Regions from separate parts of the Homo sapiens genome. Here region 2 is linked to region 1. A link is an interaction called in ENCODE POLR2A ChIA-PET data of the cell type or tissue named here. Cell type or tissue: CD4-positive, alpha-beta T cell. All regions are shown on one strand. Region 1 overlaps DNMT3A (DNA methyltransferase 3 alpha). Region 2 overlaps DNMT3A (DNA methyltransferase 3 alpha).

Region 1 (2,500 bases):
GGTTCCTAAAAGTCATAGTCTAAGCTTCTTGCCCCAGGGCTAAATGAGAACAGAAACACTTCGCTCACAGAACCAGGAGCTAAAAAGCAAAGCCCCTGTTTCTGGGTTGCGGGGAACCCAGGAGTGCAGCGACTGACTTGGAGAGAAGAGCCCCATTCCTGAATTTCCACCCCAAACACAACATTCCACGCACAGGGGTAAGTGCCTCTCCTCCCAGACCTCAGACAGGCTGCCCTTTCTCCGGGCTCTTCCGGGAAAGTAATTTCTGCCTTCCTGGATCCCAGAGGAAAAGAAAACAATCAAGCAGCCAGAACCCCCACCCTGTTCTGCACTTTCTCTTTTTTTTTTTTTTTTGAGACGGAATTTTGCTCTGTTGCCCAGGCTGGAGTGCAGTGGCTCAATCTCGCCTCACCGCAACCTCCACCTGTCGGGTTCAAGCAATTCTCCTGCCTCAGCCTCTTGAGTAGCTGGGACTATAGGCACGCACCACCACACCTGGCTAATTGTTTGTATTTTTTTTTTTTTTGAGACAGAGTTTTGCTCTTGTTGTCCAGGCTGGAGTGTAGTGGTGTGATCTCAGCTCACTGCAACCTCCGCCTCCCGGGTTCAAGTGATTCTCCTGCCTCAGTCTCCTGAGTAGCTGGGATTACAGGCGCCTGCCACCATGCCCGGCTAATTTTTTGTCTTTTTAGTAGAAACAGGGTTTTGCCATGTTGGGCAGACTGGTCTCGAACTCCTGACCTTAGGTGATCCGCCCGCCTCAGCCTCCCAAAGTGCTGGGATTACAGGCATGAGCCACCACGCCTGGCTAATTTTTTGTATTTTTGGTAGAGACAGGGGTTCACCAAGCTAGCCAGGCTGGTCTCGAACTCCTGACCTCCTTTCAGCTTCCCAAAGTGCTGAGATTACAGGTGTAAGCCACCGCGCCTGGCCTCTGTTCTGCACTTTCTCTAGAGAAAGCTCTCACACAAAGGCGAACAGACAAACAGGGCCGCCTTCCCCTGGAGGCCTGGGGTAAAGACGAAATGAGAGCTGAGTTCACGTGAAGTGCCCCACGTGGTGGCAGTTTCCTCTCTTTTCCTGTGCAGCTAGGTCACCACCCACTTCTCTTTGTACCCAGTTCTCTACTAATCAAACATACAAGACAGCTCAAAAATTGTGCGTGGCGAGTTGATTTCCCTCCTCAGTCTTTCAGCCTCCATTTTCTCACCTCTCTGCATGGCTGAAGCCCTCCACGGGCTGTTCCCACCTCCCCGACCCCCACAGAAGCTTCTCTATAAAGTCACCAGCTCCTTTCCAGGTTGTCCAACGCCATGGGCATGTCTCAGTGAATTCAGCTTTCCCTAGGGCTGGGCAGCCACCCTCTGGGAAAACCCCGTGCTTCCCCAGACACCGCTCTGTACTGCTTTCTCCCTCAGTCCCTACTGCCTGCCACTCCTCCTCTCCATGTGGCCCAGAAATGTCGGGGTTTTCATGGACATGTTCTGAGACTTCGTCTCTCCTCCTTCTCCCCTTGCTGAGCCCTTAAGTTCCCATGGATTTAAATGCCAGGGTTCTGCTCTCAAATCCCACCTCTGTCGCCCGTACTTCCCTACAGCCCAGACTCCAGGCACCTGGCATCTCACACGGAGCCCTCAATTCCCACCTGTCCCAAACTCATCCTCCCCTGGGTCTTCCCATCTGAGCAAATGGCACAACCATCACCAGGTGTTCAGGCCAGACCCCTGTGAGTCCTCCTTGAGTCCACCAGTTCCCCTCCCTGCCGGTCCATCAGCAAGCCCTAGCTATTCTAGCTCCAAAATACACCCCAAAGCTCTTCTCTGTCTCCACTGCTGCCTCTCAAATCCACATCACATCCTTCCTGTGCACAGAAACCTTCTATGGCTGCCCAGTATTGTCAGAAGTAAGCCAGCTTTTGGGCAGACTCTGCAGGTCTCCAACTGATGTGTGGAGCCCCGCCTGCCTCTCTGGCTGCATCTGGCCCTTTCTCCTTTGCCATTTCACCCTGGCATACAGTTTGCCAAACAAGTCAAGGCCTTGCTGGTGCTGTTTCCTCTGCCTAGAACACTCTCCCTGACCCCACTCCTCACAGAGCCAGCTCTTCGGTTCCTTCAGACCTTAACTGAAATGCCACCTCCTCCAAGAAGCCTGTCTTGACCACCCCAACTAAAGCAGGCCTCTGCTATCTTCTATTTCAGCCCCTTGTTTCTTTATGTTCTGCCTGTCTCCCCCATCAGAATGTCAACTCCATGAGAGCAGGAACCGTATACGCCCAGGGTCTAGTACACAGCCAGGTATACAGTAAGTGTTCAATAAGCATCTGCTGAAGGAGCAGATGAACCAGTCATCATGACTAGAGATTAAGAGGCTCCCAGTAAGTTCTAAGGGTTAGCCTGAAGGGGAAACTGAGGCCCATCACTTCTGGTTTTCCAGTTCTGCAGGACGGGCTGGGGCCCAGGCCAGAAGGCGCCTCACCTCCCTTTTCCAGCGTGCCAGCCAC
Region 2 (2,500 bases), 64 kb after region 1:
GGCCCTGCCCACCAGCTGTTCTTGCAGGGGGCTGCCAGGCACCTGCACTCATGCCTGGGGGCCTGGGCCGTCTGCAGGGCACCTCCCCTCTGGGTTGGTGGCTCGGTTCTGCCCAGCGTGTGTGTTGGGGGACAGGGTCAGGCTGCAGAGACAGGAACCTGACGTCTTCACCCCCATTTCCCTGGCACTGGCAGCCCCTTGCAGGAATGTTCTGGATGCTGGGGCGCCTCAGCCTGATGGAGTGGGCAAGGGGGGACATGGAGACCTCTGGGAGGCCAGAAAAGGGACCCTTCTCCACCTGCCACATCCTCAACCATGACTGCTATCACTCGCTCGCAGACCAGACCTGACCCTGGCCTCCCCCTTAATCGTCACAACCCCCTGGGGTCAGTGTAATTTAAACCCTGTTCTGTTGCTCTCCAAGTCTGAGCTCTTAAGCTCTGGTCTATGGAATAGAAAGAATCAGGATCCGACACCAAATGAGCTCATTTGGCCCCTTCCCCTCCCTCCCTGCTGTCCTCTCTCCACCCCTACCCCCACTGGCCGCCACGCTGAGGCAGTTCAGAGCGATCCTCCGTGGGCCACAGAGGAGTTCCGGAGTGCAGGGATCTCCTCCCCAAACCAAGGCAGGGCCTCAGCCTGGCCTCCAGCACAACCCAGGCCCCAGTCCACCTCCCGGGCACTACAGCCACCCACAATGATGTCCTGCCCCTGAAGCCCCACTTCTGTGCTCTGGGGCGCTTCTGAGATGCCACCTCCTTCAAGAAGCCTTCCCTGATGACCTTAGTTGGTTGTGACCTCACTCTCCTTTGAGCACTTTATTTCTCCCTCTCCAGTGACCCCAGTCCCACTCTGCAGTTCTTCGTTAGCTGGGCGCATCCTAAACACACCGTGTCCCCTCAAAGCCAGCACAGGGCATGGCTTACAGGAAATGCTCAGCACATCTCTGGAAAATGGAAGCGAATACGGTGGGAAAGTGCTGCTGCACTCAAGACAGGATGAGAATAACGAGCTGAAACTACAGCGGGAGGGATTTCAGGTGGAAGCAAAACAACCTGTTGACACGAGATTTGTTCAACTCAACAGATTGCTAAGTGTCGCTGAGAAGCCTCCCACCTCCCAGGATTTTTAATCAGAATCGGCACTTTCCTCATCTGACCAAGATTCTGCAAAAGACACAGGAAGGTGGACGAGGCTTCTTAGAGCACTTCCTGCAGTGCTAGTCCACGTGAGCCACCCAAATGATGAAAACAGACACAGCTAACAGGAGGGCTCCCGCTCCTCTAAGGCTGTAACGCACATGATCTCACTCCATCCTCACAACCACCTGTAAGCAGAATCCACGCACACTCCCATGTTACAGGTGAGGAAACTGAGGCCCAGGGAATCGAGTTGTTGCCCAAGTTCCTGCCGCTGGGAGGTGTCAGAGTGCAGCTCCCTGTGACTCGAGGGCCTCAAGCTGCCTTGACACTGGCTCATGTGGAAGCAAGTCCTACCCATCCACAGGTGGCGGCACACCACGTACACACACATCATGCACAGACACATGTGCACTGAACCTCGTCTTGCCCACACACTTAGCCAAGTGGAGGCAGGCTCGGATACAGACATAAATCTCAGGCTGACACTTCATGGATCTCAGATTTGGTCATGTTCTTAGGGAAAAATCGTCAGAGAGAAATGATTGAAAATGAGCCCTCAAAATTAAAGTGGAAAGGGATCTGGCACCTTTAGTAGACCATTAAAGCCCTGCTCAGGAACAGCAAAGTCCCTGCAGAAACCCAGCCTCAGGCCAGGTGGGCTTCTGACGGGCTCTCTGCTCACATACTAATATTCAAACAAAAGTAGAAGCTATTCCCCGAGGGCCGCAGCATGGGGAATGGCATTGGGGTAGATGCTCTGGCCCTACCTGCTGGAGGCCAGAGACACACTCAACTCCCAGTGGGGCACGGGGTGGGGAGGATACGAGCACCAAGTCCAGGACCCCAGGCCAGCAAGTTGGAGGCAGCAGGAAGTACCCTGGGAGAGGCATGTGACTGGCACGTGAATGGCCCTCCAGGCCTCAGGCTCTGGGTAGCATGGACAACCCTGGGAAGAACTGGGCACCACCTCCCACAAACAGTCCCGTACCCAGCACTAAGAGCTCTCAGAGCTTAAACTCCTCTTTCAGACTGCAATTCTAAGGTTTGGGTTCTAATGCTGACATTTCGGGCCCAAAGATGGGGAGAGGGTGGTCTGTTTTAACTCACCCATTAGAGTCCTCTTTCTACCTGGATCCCAAAAAGAGAAGCCTTGGGGGAGTCTGGCTCTTGCTGGGAAAGAACTTGGGTCTTTCAGGGAGGTGTGACCCTGAGGAGCTGGCCTGTAAGTAGGCAGTGGCCGCTGGGCAGCGGCGCACAGCAGCAGGGGGAAGGGAGCCCAGCACTAACCTGCCTCGCTGCCTCGGGGAGAGGACTGGAGGGCAGTGCGCTCCCCTCGCTCAGCAGACACCCTCGGAGGC

The links. Peaks named below come from ENCODE experiments on the same cell type or tissue, not always from the same donor. Only the 100,000 strongest peaks of a DNase experiment are listed, where the experiment ranks them.
Region 2: POLR2A ChIA-PET joins it to region 1 with 23 read pairs; 9 of 35 experiments call an interaction of 5 or more read pairs at or near these places.

Annotation. Positions count from the first base shown.
Region 1 is chr2:25,272,466-25,274,965 of GRCh38, forward strand. DNMT3A (DNA methyltransferase 3 alpha) reads right to left here. Exons shown (of 23, transcript NM_022552.5): 6 at 2,476-2,500. Among named protein-coding and RNA genes, the nearest start is that of MIR1301, 55 kb to the right of the region's middle. RefSeq lists an enhancer at 585-1,085. In CD4-positive, alpha-beta T cell, no CTCF peak of the experiment used is centred here; DNase peaks (open chromatin) are centred at 1,056 and 1,876; H3K4me3 peaks cover 455 bases; H3K27ac peaks cover 2,500 bases.
Region 2 is chr2:25,336,118-25,338,617 of GRCh38, forward strand. All of the region lies in intron 1 of DNMT3A (DNA methyltransferase 3 alpha), which reads right to left. Among named protein-coding and RNA genes, the nearest start is that of DNMT3A, 4.6 kb to the right of the region's middle. In CD4-positive, alpha-beta T cell, no CTCF peak of the experiment used is centred here; a DNase peak (open chromatin) is centred at 1,484; H3K27ac peaks cover 439 bases.